3 separate regions of the Homo sapiens genome follow, and all the other regions are linked to region 2. A link is an interaction called in ENCODE POLR2A ChIA-PET data of the cell type or tissue named here. Cell type or tissue: CD4-positive, alpha-beta T cell. All regions are shown on one strand.

What was found. ChIA-PET counts read pairs that join two places held together with the same protein. Peaks named below come from ENCODE experiments on the same cell type or tissue, not always from the same donor. Only the 100,000 strongest peaks of a DNase experiment are listed, where the experiment ranks them.
Region 1: POLR2A ChIA-PET joins it to region 2 with 6 read pairs; 8 of 35 experiments call an interaction of 5 or more read pairs at or near these places.
Region 3: POLR2A ChIA-PET joins it to region 2 with 5 read pairs; 6 of 35 experiments call an interaction of 5 or more read pairs at or near these places.

Annotation. Positions count from the first base shown.
Region 1 is chr22:20,532,058-20,537,057 of GRCh38, reverse strand. All of the region lies in intron 1 of MED15 (mediator complex subunit 15), which reads right to left. Among named protein-coding and RNA genes, the nearest start is that of MED15, 27 kb to the right of the region's middle. In CD4-positive, alpha-beta T cell, no CTCF peak of the experiment used is centred here; no DNase peak of the experiment used is centred here.
Region 2 is chr22:20,462,101-20,467,100 of GRCh38, reverse strand. KLHL22 (kelch like family member 22) reads left to right here. Exons shown (of 7, transcript NM_032775.4): 4 at 1,525-2,243. All of the region lies in intron 1 of LOC124905085 (a long non-coding RNA gene), which reads right to left. Among named protein-coding and RNA genes, the nearest start is that of SCARF2, 27 kb to the right of the region's middle. RefSeq lists an enhancer at 2,686-2,875. In CD4-positive, alpha-beta T cell, no CTCF peak of the experiment used is centred here; DNase peaks (open chromatin) are centred at 2,740 and 3,370; H3K4me3 peaks cover 510 bases; H3K27ac peaks cover 3,865 bases.
Region 3 is chr22:20,521,397-20,526,396 of GRCh38, reverse strand. The region is part of intron 1 of MED15 (mediator complex subunit 15); the gene reads right to left. Among named protein-coding and RNA genes, the nearest start is that of MED15, 16 kb to the right of the region's middle. In CD4-positive, alpha-beta T cell, no CTCF peak of the experiment used is centred here; DNase peaks (open chromatin) are centred at 2,076 and 2,786; H3K27ac peaks cover 1,750 bases.

The DNA of each region.
Region 1 (5,000 bases), 70 kb before region 2:
CCTGGCCAACAGGCCCTGCATAGCAGCTGCCCCTGGTGACAAGGTGCTATCGCCAGCACACCAGCCTGGCTGAGGTCCAGGAGAGGCATATGGGAAGGGGCACTCAACAGAGAGCAATGACAGGCCACTGAGCAGGGTGATCAGAAAAAAGGGACAGGAAAGGTGGTCGCCATGAAGCAAAGAGAGAGCCCTGGCATGAAGGGACGGGGCGGGGGAGGGGTTGCCCCTAGGGATGGCTCACAACCAGTTCAGGATCAAGGAAGTACGCATTAGACTACTGGGTGGCCAGCTGGCCTCTATTTCCTGCTCTCTGAGTGGCCTGCGTTCCCCATGAACTCTGCCAGATGGTAGCACCCTGGTTCTAGACTCGATTACTCCTATAAAATGAAGGGGCCACATGAAGTCATCTCTCAGTCCCTCCCAAGGCAAGGGTCTGTCCCTATGTGGGACAATGCAGGTCCTATATGTGGGATCAAAGAGACAAGCTCCAACTTCACTTCTAGCTAGAGACAAGAAGAGAAAGACCACATAAATGTGAAAAATATCTTTAAAAACCCATTTACCAACAATTTTGTACTAAGAGATAGAATCCTATGAAGAGTTTTTCATCACACTGCTGCTCCACGGGGATAAAGAGCCATGTACATCAGTTAAGGTGGAGACCCCTCGAATGCAGCACATGCTGCCCCACCCACCCCCACCCCCACCTCCCACACTCACACACAGAAAGACAAAAACAAGTGTGAATCTGTTAGAAAGGCCTGGCCTGTGGCTCCCAGGGGTGGACTGCTCTGGTGTGCTCACTGCCTGCCTTCTTGCCAGTGGGATGGGTCTCTTCCTTGCCTGGCCTCCCACCCTGGGCTTGCTGATAAAGAAACAAGTGGCCAGGTGCAGTGCCACACGCCTGTAATCCCAACACTTTGGGAGGCCGAGGCGGGTGGATCATCTGAGGTCAGGAGTTCAAGACCAACCTGACCAACATGGTGAAACCCTGTCTCTACTAAAAATACAAAATTAGCAGGGTGTGGTTGCGCATGCCTGTAATCTCAGCTACAAAGGAGGCTGAGGCAGGAGAATCGCTTGAACCGGGAGGTGGAGGTTGCAGTGAGCCGAGATTGCGCCACTGCACTCCAGCCTGGGTGACAGAGCGAAACTCCATCTCAAAAAAAAAAAAAAAAAAAAAAAGAAAGAAAGAAGCAGGCTGAGCACGGTGGCTCACGCCTGTAGTCCCAGCACTTTGGGAGGCCAAGGCGGGCAGATCACGAGGTCAGGCGAGCACGACCATCCTGGCTAACACAGTGAAACCCTGTCTCTACTAAAAATACAAAAAATTAGCTGGGCATGGTGGCAGGCGCCTGTAGTCCCAGCTACTCGGGAGGCTGAGGCAGGAGAATGGCATGAACCCGGGAGGCGGAGCTGGCAGTGAGCGGAGATTGCGCCACTGCACTTCAGCCTGGGCAACAGTGCGAGACTCCGTCTCAAAAAAAAAAAAAAGAAAGAAAGCAAAAGAAAAAAGAAACAAGCAAACATGTCAGGGCTCTGGGGCCTTGCCTCTGAGTGAATTGAATAGGCCCAGTCCAGCTCGTGCTAGAAAGCATTCTGACCACTCCAAACAGCAACCAGCCAACCTCAGGAAACTGAAGGAATGTACAGACGGGGCTACAGCAATATGACTGTGATTCTTAAAGACATCACAGAAAGGAGGTTTAATGCTGAGAGGTGCATACATCTGTCTTAATGTAAAAAGAAAAACAAAATGACATTGACCTACCACCCTGCTAGATTCAAAAAGCACTCTTGGGCTGGGCACGATGGCTCAGGTCTGTAATCCCAGCACTTTGGGAGGCCGAGGCAGGTGGATCACCTGAGGTCAGGAGTTTGAGACCAGCCTGGCTAACGTGGTGAAACCCTGTCTCCACTAAAAATACAAAAATTAGTCGGGTGTGGTGGCAGGCACCTGTGGTCCCAGCTACTCGGGAGGCTGAGGCAGGAGAATCGCTTGAACCCTGGAGGCAGAGGTTGCAGTGAGCCAAGATGGCACTACTGCACTCCAGCCTGGGCGACAGAATGAGACTCCTGCACTCTTGGAGTTCCTACCTCCCTGTCTGCTTCCTGAAGCCTGAAGGGAGGCGAGGAGGCAGCAAGGGGTTTCTGCTCACAAGGCATCCAGGTGTGGAACAGACAAGTAAGAAAGGTCACCAGGGCCACAAAAGATGAGAGAGTTAACAATCCAGGAGGATAATGACAACCAACTCACGCGCGGCACTGGGTCAGAGTCCTGGGGAAGCGAGGCATGGGTGGGCTGGGAGGACCCTGTACTCATGCTCTCAGGTTAGCATGGGGCAGGGTCTCCACACCCAGAGGCTGAGACGATAGCTGCTAGGCCCCAAGAAGTCAGTGAGCATTTCTGATAGAAGTGGCTGCACAGGCCTGTTTTCTGAAGGTTGCCTCATCTGTGCCCCTCAAGGCAGGTATGCCCTTCAAAGGCATACTTGTTCTTCCCACCTTCCTTTTTTCTTTTTCTTCTTTTGTTTTTTGAGACAATGTCTCACTCTCTCACAGGTGCAGCGCAGTGGGGCAAACACAGCTCACTGCAGCTTCAAACTCCTGGGCTCAAGTATCCTCTCACCTCAGCCTCCCAAATAGCTGGGACTACAGGCATGCGCCACCACGCCTGGCTAATTTTTTTATTTTTTACTTTTTTTGTAGAGACAGGGTCTTGCTTTGTTGCCCAGGCTGGTCTCAAACTCCTGGCCTTAAGTGATCCTCCACCTTGGCCTCCCAAAGCACTGGGACCAATAGGGAGACTCAGGGAAGAGCAGTAGAAACAGCAGGGGAGCATTTGCAGGCCAAGCAGGACGGCCTGGAGGCTGGCTGTGTAAGGAGTGGGGAGGCTGTGGGTGGCAGATGTGGCCAGGAGTCAGAGAGGAAGAAGGGTGCAGAAGAGTCTGGGGAGTGACAACCAGTTACACAGATGGGCTCTGTGCCCACCAGCAGCGATCAGAGAGCAAAGCCAGGCTTTGATACAAAAGCAGTCCTTTTGAGCTGCTACTGGCCGTTTTTGAGAGTGTCAGCAGACTGGCAGGCCCCAGACAGACACTGTCTTGGTGCAGCAGAGACACCTGGCACAGTCAGAGAGACAAGATCTAGAAACACAGCTTAGTGCAATAGCTCTGAGGTGGTGGGATGACCAGGTTGAAGAAATATGCTTGGTGAGCTGAAGGCAAGGTGGCACCATACACCAGGGGATGTACTGGCAGACGGGCCCTGTCCTGTCCTGGGTAATGTCACAGATGACATGGACACTGTGGGCACCGTCAGCTACTCAGAGCCTGAGGAGCATGGACCAAGCTGGAGGCCAGAAACAGGCAAGTCTTGACAGGCCAACACCAGGAAACCGAGTTGGGGTAAATGTCCAGTTCCACATGAGCTTCGGAGGGTCAGAGTGGGGCCAAGGAGCAAGGTGCTCCTCCGGCAAGGCGCTCCTCCAGCAAGGCTACCGCTCAGAACAGCAGCACTGTGCCATGTCACTCCCACATCTCTCCCACAGCATCCACCCAGGGAGGCCCAGCAGGTTTGGTGGCCAGTAACAGACCCTGTGTGGTTTTGCAGTTCTGACAACTGTATTTTTGAAAATGTCTTTGCTCCTGTTTCTAGTTTGAAGATCAAGTGTCACAAAATAGAGACAAAGCGAAAAAGAACCCAGGAACTCTGCAGCTAATCCCCCACACTTCCCTGCAGATGCCTGCCCTTTCCTCTCCAGCTGGCCTGGCGCTTTTCAGAGGCATCCCCTGCCTGGACATTGACTCCAGGAGGGTACCCATTTCACACTCCTGCTGAGGTCAAGTCCCCTTCCTTCCTCCCTTAGACCTAACACACCCGCTGCGGGAGGCTGCAGGCAGGACCCAGGCCCACCTTCAGAACAGCACTGGCTGCTCCCAAAGCCCCCTTCTGATCTCCCTGAGCTGGGCTCTGCTGCCATCCCCAGCATGCCTTCCTGAGCAGCCAGACCCGAATGGCTACTCCTCAGTCTCTGTCTCCTGAAAACAAAACCCTTCGAGCCACTGTCACGAAATGAAAGGAAACTATCACACAAGGAGACAGCCCCCAACATGGAGTAAGGAGCACAGCCTGAGACAAAGAACAGAGAACCCACATGTCACAGTGAGCTCTTCCCCCACACAAGCAAGCCGGGAAGACGAGGGCCTGTCCAGCCAGAGGAGGACAAAGAGCAGACTGGTGTCAGCTCACAAGGGAAGACCCTTGATGGCTGTCCTGCCACAGTCCTGTCCAACATAAGCAACAGGTTCACAAACAGTACAGGCCTATGAGGCGGCCACCAAAGAACCCAAGGCTGCCTGGGTGGTGCTCGCTCTAGCTGAGGAAGGGGGCTGGGGGCCACTCCCTGGTTGCGACCAGCCAGACCTCTGAACACAAGGACTGTTACCGGCTCAGAGCACACAGTCCCTTGCTGTGAACTGGGCTCCAATGCTCTGCCTTTGGCCATGGTCTAGCTGGTTGCCATAGCTATGTCTGTGTACTCAGTCAGGGTTCAACTGGTATCTAGCTTAGACTGAAGCCTCCCAGGGGACCGATTCATCATTACAGGCCCTTGGAGCTCCCCCACTAAGGGGTCTGAGGATGTCCTTACTGTCCAGAACTGTTCCCAGAACACAGTGTGTCTTAATGGCATTGCCCGACCCTGCCTGAGCAGCCAGCAGGGATACATCAAGAAAAGCTCTTCGTGTCTTCATCTCCCAGCACCAAGTGCCCATCCCAGAAACTTGGGAACTCCCTTCACTTTCTGACTGCCACCTTTAATTCTCCAAAGTTCAAATCTTTGCCCCAACTCCCACTGCATCTGTGGCAATTCCTCCCAAAGGGCCTCTGTCTCCCGTTCCCATTCCTACCCCCACGCCCTCGCCAGCTCCCCAGGTCACATGACTGCCAGTGAGCAACTGCCACTGAGTGTGGGAAGCAACCCAGGCCCCTGCTTGCTT
Region 2 (5,000 bases):
GGGGGCCCCACTGAAACTCTAAAATCCTGCTTTCCTAAATAATTTATCAACACCTGGTTTGTTCTCCCAGGCAGTTTTCCCTAGGGCCCTTCCCTTTGTCTCCTATTCTCCCAAGATTTGGTTGTCTGTTCACAGGGTGGCCTTTAACAGCCTGCTGGTTGTGGCCTTGTTCCCACCTCCCTCCAGTGTCATTCTCTCTCTTGCCGTCCTTTCAAACCACTAGTGCTTCCCCATGGCTGGGAAGGGTTGATATGGCCACCTGGGAGCCCCTGCACTTACTGGAGTCAAGTGGGTCTTGACCCAGCTGGGAACCTCAAGAACCCTGAGTCAGGGATCACTTGAGCCCAGAAGCTTGAGACTTCGGTGAGCTATGATCTTGCCATGGCACTGCAGCCTGGGCAACAGAGCAAGACCCTGTCTCAAATTTTAAAAAGAAAAAAGAAAAATAATTCTAAATCAGGTTCCTGGGTGGGTATTGGTTAGGTGTCTGAGAGGCTCTGAGCACTTCTAGGGAACCAGGGTGGATGTTCTGGCGGGGGAAAAAGCCAGGTTTGTTTCTGGTCCCAGCGCTTTTGGAGAGGCAGGCTCTTCCAGAGAATCCTAGGGTAGGGATGGGGATGGTCTTAGGTCCTTTCCAAACCACAGATATATGACACAGTGACCATTTGTGCTGCTTCCTGCTTTTCTGGAGAGCCAGTACTTCTTTTTTTTTTTTTTTTTTTTTTTTTAGACGGAGTCTCGCTCTGTCACCCAGGTTGGAGTGCAATGGCGCGATCTCGGCTCACTGCAACCTCCGCCTCCTGGGTTCCAGCGATTCTCCTGCCTCAGCCTCCTGAGTAGCTGGGATTACAGGCGCGCGCCACCACGCCCAGCTAATTTTTGTATTTCTAGTAGAGACGGTGTTTCACCATGTTGGTCAGGCTGGTCTCAAACTCCTGACCTCGTGATACACCCACCTTGTCCTCCCAAAGTGCTGGGATTATAGGCATGAGCCACCGCACCCGGCCGAGCCAGTACTTTTGATCTAAGAGGGAACTGACATATATCAAGGGTCCACTCCTATGTGCTCTCTCATTTTCATCATGTTCCTCTTCACTTTAATGATCCCCGTTTTATAGATGAGGAGACTGAGGCTTAGAGAGGTTAAAAACATTCTGTACGGGAGGCTGAGGCAGGAGAATCATTTCAACCCGGGAGGGGGAGGTGTTAGTGAGCCGAGATTCTGCCACTGCACTCCATTCTGGGCAACAAGAGCGAAACTTTGTCTCAAAGAAAAGCAAAACAAAACCAAAAAAAAACATGCTGTATATCCTGTCACCCAGTATGTTTCCAAACCAGGACTTAAACCTAGTCTGCAGTAAGCCCCAGTCTCCAGTGTGTCAGAAAAGGTCGGGGACAATTAAGGAGGACTTCCCTTCTGCTTTGCCTGGCCCACAACAGCCCGTATTTCTGCCATCATTCTCTCTCCCACCCCCAGATGCTGTTCACCAGCCCAGGCTTGAATGGGTGTCATTCTCTCTGCAGATCCCAGAAATTATCCATTTCTGCTGTGATTTCCTCATGTCCTGGGTGGACGAAGAGAACATTCTCGATGTCTACCGGCTGGCAGAGCTGTTTGACTTGAGCCGCCTGACTGAGCAACTGGACACCTATATCCTCAAAAACTTTGTGGCCTTCTCTCGGACTGACAAGTACCGCCAGCTTCCATTGGAGAAGGTCTACTCCCTCCTCAGCAGCAATCGCCTGGAGGTCTCCTGCGAGACCGAGGTATATGAGGGGGCCCTTCTCTACCATTATAGCCTGGAGCAGGTGCAGGCTGACCAGATCTCGCTGCACGAGCCCCCAAAGCTCCTTGAGACAGTGCGGTTTCCGCTGATGGAAGCTGAGGTCCTGCAGCGGCTGCATGACAAGCTGGACCCCAGCCCTTTGAGGGACACAGTGGCCAGCGCCCTCATGTACCACCGGAACGAGAGCCTACAGCCCAGCCTGCAGAGCCCGCAAACGGAGCTGCGGTCGGACTTCCAGTGCGTTGTGGGCTTCGGGGGCATTCACTCCACGCCGTCCACTGTCCTCAGCGACCAGGCCAAGTATCTAAACCCCTTACTGGGAGAGTGGAAGCACTTCACTGCCTCCCTGGCCCCCCGCATGTCCAACCAGGGCATCGCGGTGCTCAACAACTTCGTATACTTGATTGGAGGGGACAACAATGTCCAAGGATTTCGAGCAGAGTCCCGATGCTGGAGGTAGGACAGGGTGCTAGCTGGTCCCTTTGTCTTCAGGTGATGAGAGGGTGTGGAAGTCATGGGCTGAGAGAGCTGGTCAGGTTCCCCCCAGCCTTTCACATGAGCATCACTTGCCATTGTGGAATGAAGTCTAGGTGAATTCAGAGAAGGTGGACAGCAGTGAGATAAGAGAAGGGGACATGTGGATCGCCTTCTTTCCTGCATGTCCCCTACTCCTCAGAAACCCACTTACCCTGGACCCTTGCTCAGCCTCTTTGGGGTAGGCTAGGTTGCGAGTGCATTGTGCAGGAGGAGACGGGAGGGGAGAGGAGCCCACAGCAGGAAAGGCAGTCGGACTGGGATGGAGAGGACCTAGGAGCAGTGCCAGCTGAGCAGCCTCGCCCTCCATCATGCTCTCTCTGAGCTTTGATGCATGTTGTTTCAGTTTCCCTTCACCAGTCAGCTTTGCTCTTCTCTCTTACCTGCTTGCTAATGGTGGAACAGGCTTCCTGCTGCTGTGCCTGAGCAGCATGCGGTCTTCAGCCCAGGGGCGTGGTAAAGGCCAACAAGCATCACCGAGCCTCATGCTACATTTCCGCTCTGCCCTGCAGTCTGCCACGCACTTGGCACAATTTCCCCTGGGAAGAGGCAGTTTTCCCAAGAGAGAGTTTTGTGGACTGCTGTGGTCCGTAGGATGCGCCTGGCTCCATCAGTCACTTAGGCTGTGATCTCACAAATCCATTTCTGGGCAGAGCAAGGGACAGTGGTTCAGGCCCACAAGACTCAGCTACCATTAGATTTCCAGGGACCCCTCCACCTTACCTTGGTGCATGTGAGAAATCTCCCTACCCTTCATGCTGAAAGATGGAGCTGTGTTGGAGAGAGAGAGATTGCCAACTATTTCCAGCAGCCATGAGCTAGATGCTGACTGAGTTCATGTTCATGTTTCTATTTTCTGGGGTCAGGGTGGGGTAGGGCCTGGCCTGGCCATGCCACTTGGAATCAAGCATAGTGATCCTGGCCAAGGAGGAGAAGGCCATTTCTCAGCGACCTCTCTACTGCTGGCCCCAGGAAGTGATCTCCTTTGTTAAGCTGATGAGACTCAGAGGTTGGCAATAACACATTGTGGTTAAATATGAGGAAGGGCAGGTTTCAGAAAAAAGGAAACAGCTACCTTCATTTCCTCTCTAAACAAAGTTGTGCCCCCAGTGGGTGTGGCCACACTAGGTTTAGACTTCCCTTTGGCCAAACCTTAAACCTTCTTTTTTAGGGGGCTCGGTTTCCCAGTTGGGGGGCCAAGGCCAGACCACCCTGCTGAGAGTAACCTACAGACCTGCAAAGCCAATCTCTCCAGAGTGTTTTGGCTTCTGGCCCTTAGCAGAAGGTAGAGACAGCTGTGTGCTTGGCAGTAATGCTGGATGTTTCCACAGAGCTGTCCCTAGGGGGGTGACAGCTTGGGATTCTGCCTGCCCCTGTCCTCTGTCCACCTGCTATGGGCCATTGATCTCACTTTCACTTAAAGTAGGAGTCTGAATTTCCCCTTGTGAAGGGGTGTGAGACCAAAGCTGAACTCTGGGTAATGCTAATATTAGACCCTGTAACCAATAACCAGTCCCAAACTCCTGTCTGAGAGTAGGATCACAATGGCAAGTGGGGTCGGCAAGACCTGCCTTGAGAGAGTAGGTATCCACAGAGTGGAGGTGGCAGGAAGGACCACAGCCCTACTGGTTAACCCAGGGATGTATCATCTCTCCAGAATGAAGGCATCATTAACCTTCCAGTGGACTCAAAACTTCCAGATGAATCCTTAATTTGAATATTCTAAGATTTGGTTCTTTCTCTGCTTTCTCATTTCATCAGCCTTAGAACTGGTGAATTCTAAAAGCTATAGGCTTTTAGAATATAAGGAAACAAGATTTTGCAGTAAATTAGGCTTTGCATTTTGAGGAGTTATTACTTACCAGGTTATATCTTAAAGCATTGGTGCAGAAACCGCATATTTAAAAACCTTTCCTCTCTTGGAGCAAATGGTGTTTGTCTCCAATATACTACTTTTTCTCTTTCATTCCTTCTTTCTTTGCATCTATATTATCTGCATCATTCCTTGTACCTTTCCCATAGCCATAGCCCTGTGGATTACTGAACACCAACTACATGGTATACCTAGTAGTAGCTGGTTACATGTTGCTATGTGCCCTGACCCTACTTAAAATAATAATTTAGGCTATGTGCAGATCATGTCAATAATCCCAGCACTTTGGGATGCTGAGGCAGCAGGATCTTTTGAGCCCAGGAGTTCAAGATCAGCCTGGGCAACAAAGCGAGACCTCGTCTCTACCAAAAAAAAAAAAAAAAAATTAGCTGGGCCTGATGGTACGTGCTTGCAGCCCTGGCTACTTGGAAGGCTGAGGCAGGAGGATCGCTTGAGTCCAGGAGTTTTAGACTTCGGTGAACTATGATCATGCCCCTGTACTGTAGCCTGGGCAACAGAGTGAGACCCTGTCTCTAAAAAAAATTTTTTAAATAATAATGTAATTTTTCCTTCGGCATTTCATGGCTGCTAATATTTTAAAGTAAATTTAATTTTTTTTTTTTTTTTTTTGAGACAGAGTCTCGTTCTGTCGCCCAGGCTGGAGTGCAGTGGCACGATCTCGGCTCACTGCAACCTCTGCCTCCCGGGTTCAAGCCATTCTCCTGCCTCAGCCTCCTGAATAGCTGGGATTACAGGCGCCGACCACCACGCCCAGCTAATTTTTTTGTTTTTTTGTTTTTTTGTTT
Region 3 (5,000 bases), 59 kb before region 2:
CCAACATAATTTGTAAAACGCCAAGTTGCAAAAGCAGCATGTGCCTATTACCTAGAATCAGAGGTATATGCCGGAAGAAAGCTCAGATGTAAAGGCAGTTGCTACCTCTGGGGAGAACTGGCAGAATGGGAACCACAGTAGTTTCTTGTCTTTTTACAGTTTATGTGATATATTATGTTGATAAAATTTAAAGTAATTAAAAATTAAATGAGGCCGAGTGTGGTGGCTCATGCTTGAGCCCAGGAATTCAAGATTCAAGATTGGCCTGGGCAATATAGTGAAACCCCATCTCTACAAAAAATACAAAAACTTAGCCAGTCATAGTGGTGCATGCCTGTAGTCCCAGAAACTCGGGGGCTGAGGTGGGAGGATTTCTTGAGCCCAGGAGGCGGAAGCTGCAGCGAGCCAAAATCGTGCCACTACACTACAGCCTGGGTGAAAGAGTAAGACCCTGTCTCAAAAAAAAAAAGAAAATTAAAATTAAAATTAAATGACAAAATGCACATAAAGAGTGTCGTAGAGAAATACTCAGCGAACAATAGCTATTAAGAAGGGTCACGTGGCCGGGTGCAGGGGCTCACACCTGTAATCCCAACACTTCGGGAGGCTGAGATAGGTGGATCACCTGAGGTGGGGAGTTTGAGACCACCCTGACCAACATGGAGAAACCCCGTCTCTACTAAAAATACAAAATTAGCCAGGCGTGGTGGTGCATGCCTGTAATCTCTGCTACTCAGGAGGCTGAGGCAGGAGAATCACTTGAACCCGGGAGGTGGAGTTTGCAGTGAGCTGAGATCGTGCCACTGTACTCCAGCCTGGGCAACAAGAGTGAAACTCCGTCTCAAAAAAAAAAAAAAAAAAAAAAAGAGAAAGGTCATGTTTGGCCAGGCTCAATGGCTCATGTCTGTAATCCCAAAACTTTGGGAGACCGAGGTGGGTGGATCACTTGAGAGGCCAGGAGTTCAAGACCAGCCTGGCCAACATGGCGAAACCCCATCTCCACTAAAAATACAAAAATTAGCTGGGCGTGGTGGCCCACGCCTGTGGGACAGGGCAAAACTATGTCAAAAAAAAAACAAAAAAACTCATGTTCACCTTTCTTTTGTTTTTGAGACAGGCTCTCTGTGTTGCCCAGGGTGGAGTATGGTGGCGCAATCAGCTCACTGCAGCCTCCGACTCCTAGGCTCAAGCAATCCTCCCTCCTCAGTCTCCCGAGTAGCTGGGACTACAGGCCTAGCTAATTTTTTAAAATTATTTTTTATAGAGACAGGATCTCACTATGTTGCCCAAGCTAGTCTTGAACTCCTGGCATCAAGCGATTCTCCCACCTTGGCCTCCCAAAGTGCTGGATTATAGGTGTGAGCAACTGCGCCCAGACCACTTTCACCTATCTAAACCTTCCTGTCTCAGTCAACACAGGGACAGTAAGTTTCTCCTCTATTAGCAATTTGGACCCCCAGGAGCGTCTCAAAAAATTGCCACAGGCCAGGGAACAGTGGCTCACACTTATAATCCCAGGACTTTGGGAGGCCAAGGCAGGCGGATCACGAGGTCAGGAGTTCGAAATCCCGTCTCTACTAAATCCCGTCTCTACTAAAATTACAAAAGTTAGCTGGGCATGGTGGCAGGCGCCTGTAAGCCCAGCGACTCCAAAAGCTGAGGCAGGAGAATCGCCTGAACCCGGGAGGCGGAGGTTGCAGTCAGCCGAGATCGTGCCACTGCACTCCAGCCTGGGTGACAGAGCTAGACTCCGTCTCAAAACAAAAAACAAAACAAAACAAAAAAAACCTGCCACATATTCCTTCTGCAAGTGGCCCCACAGTCAGAGTATGGATGGAGTTTGAAGGGACCTCAGGATGAGTGAGGCCAACGGCACAGGCAAAGCAGTTCCTCCCACCCCCACCCCAAGCCCCACCAATCTGAGAGGTGCCTTCTGGCTGCAGCTCAAATGCCTCACCACACTCCCAGCCAGAAAAGCCCCTTCCCTGTCCTCCATCAGTGCAGGGCTTGTTCTCACCCAGCCTTCTGACCTTCACTAGGTCTCTAGACAGCTACAGGGTGGCATCCCACACTGTCCTTGGACTTCTTCCAATCCTGCAACCAATTTACTGCCCCAGTGCCCAGGTGCTTTCATCTCTAAGGCAGGAAATGATGAGATACCGATTGTTCAGTCATCAATGTAACCAAAGCAAACATCTGGCCTCTCTATCTCTCAGGCAGCTGGGAGCACATTTGTCAAACTGTATCCCAAACAAACTGTAACTTTTTCCTTTACTGAAACTTCTACATTCTGGTTCTTTTACTTTTTAAAGAAACATAAAAGTGTTTTTTTAACAAGATAAAAATATATACTTCAGAATTTAACTCTCCACCCACATGTAGGAATGGGTATTTTGGTCCTGCAGAATGAAAATCTCGAATCATACCAATACAGGAGACTTCAAACACTGTACACCCCTCTGGGCTGCTTGATGACGCTTTCTTGCCTCTATCCTCAAGGTCTCTCAACTCCCAGTAAACAAGATCATTGAAAGAACTAACCTGCAGAAAAGGCTGCTGCCCTTCAAACTGTGTACTGTTGTCTAAGCTAGTTCAGAAGAATACACGAGCTTCCTTCACATACTCCAATCTGTTGGTTTGACTTCTGAAGAACCAGCAGAGTTGGAAAGGCCTCGAGATCTCTGTCCTGGTGCTGGCCTGGGGCTCCCCTAGGTCTCGCCTGAAAGTGTCCCATTCACCACCAGGCAAGCATGTGGCAAGGAGGAGATCTGCCAACCCAAATGCTGATCTCACATGGCTCTGTGGTATTTGGTGGGGGTGGGGAAGCTCGATCTTTTAGAGATCTGCACTCAAGTACTCACAGTTGAAATCATCTGGTGTCTGGGATGTGATTTAAAATAGTCCAGGAGGTGATGAGGAAGGGTGGGTGAAGCAACACTGGCCATATGTTGCTAACTCTCAAAGTAGTTGGGAGACCACTTTTCTATTATCTCTACTTCTGGGAACACTTGAAAAAGTCCATAATGAACTTTTTTTTTAAAAAAAAAGGAAGTCAAATGCTTATCTCAAGCCCGTGGGATGATTGTGCATGATCCACACCTCATGTGAACCTGGGCTGTGAGCATGCAGGTCCCAGCCAGACTCCATCCAGGGAGAGAACACAACCTAAGCCATGGGAAACCTATAACTCAAAACTGAACTCACAGTCTCAGCCTAGTTTCACTTTAAAAATACATGTGTATATATATTTACATATTTAAAATGCATACATATCAAGCTATAAGCACACACAAGACTGGTGGAAATATATCAATATGTCAGTAACAGCCAGCTCTGGAGAGAGTATGGAAAACACCTTCCTGTTTTTCAGTCTTCTACAATGTTATCCGGAATGGAACGAAGTACTACACCCACAAGTCCTGAAGGTACTGACCAAAACAGGAGGGAGAGACGGGACCGGGGCTGCTGTGACTGGAGGCTGATGGGGCTCCACCGTGCCCCATCCTCTCATCCCACAGTCTTCCTTCACATCTGCTCTGCCCACCACAGCCCTGCTCTGGAGTTCTCTGCTCTGCCACTTCTGCCATCCCCACCTAGGCAGACAGGTTTCATCCAGCCTCCAGGACGGCCCACCCACTTGCTCCTGCAGCAGGCTGCTCTTCCCAGGTTTGCTTCCCCCATCTCCCACTGACTGTTGGAAATTTCACCCACACCCACTCCCCACATCATCACCTTACACCCAGCCCTCAGATCAGTAGAGAGGCTGTGGCAGGAGAACTGGTGGAGTGCATACCAGTGCCTCCCTCCTCCCTTTCTCCTGCAAGCTCATATACGCATGCACACGGAATACGAGCATTCACACATGGAATCACCAAATCCTACCACTTATTTCCTTATGAGCTTCCTCCCTCCTAGATCAGCCTTTCCATTCCTTTTTTCTTTTTTTAATCATCCTTTCCCTTCCTACTGTCACTGCACCCAGTAAATTTCAGCGTGCATTCAAAATCAACGAGAGTGCCTGTTACAGACAGGTTCCTTGACAATACCAGGTGTTGGCAAGGATGTCCAGCAAGTGGAACTCCCTCACATTTTGCTGGTGGGAACGTAAACTGGTACCACTTGGGAACACTGTTCAGCAGAACATGCTAAGAGACACATCCTCTGACCCAGTCCTTTATTTAACTTCTAGGTGCACAGCCCAGAGAATTAAGTGCATATATTTACCAGAAGACATGACCAAAGCCATTCCTGGGGTTGCCTTCATGTAGCCAACATCTGGAACTAACACCAAAGTTCATTAGGCACAAAATAAAAGAGTTATCTGGAACAGAGTCCTCCATGGAATAACACGTCATAAACAAGAACAGGCTGGTCACGGTGGCTCACGCCTATAATCCCAGTATTTTGGGAGGCCAAGGCGGGTGGATCACCTGAGGTCAGGTCAGGAGTTCAACACCAGCCTGCCCAACATGGCGAAACCCCATCTCTACTAAAAATACAAAAATTAGCCAGGCATGGTGGTGCACGCCTGTAGTCCCAGCTACTCTGGAGGCCGAGGTGGGAGAATCATGTGAACCCTGGAGGCAGAGGCTGCAGTGAGGTGAGATTGAGCCACCACACTCCAGCCTAGGCAACAGAGAAAGACTCTGTCTCAGAAATACATAAATAAATAAATAAATAAATAAATAAATAAATAAATAAGGCCAGGCGCAGTGGCTCACGCCTGTAATCCCAGCATTTTGGGAGGCCGAGGTAGGGGGATCACGGGGTCAGGAGATGGAGACCATCCTGGCTAACATGGTGAAACCCCATCTCTACTAAAAAAAATACAAAAAAAAAAAAAAAATTAGCCGGGTGTGGTGATGGGCGCCTGTAGTCCCAGCTACTCAGGAGAATGGTGTGAACCCGGGAGGCAGAGCTTGCAGTGAGCCAAGATCACGCCACTGTACTCCAGCCTAGGCGACAGAGTGAGACTCAGTCTCAAAAAAAACAAAAACACA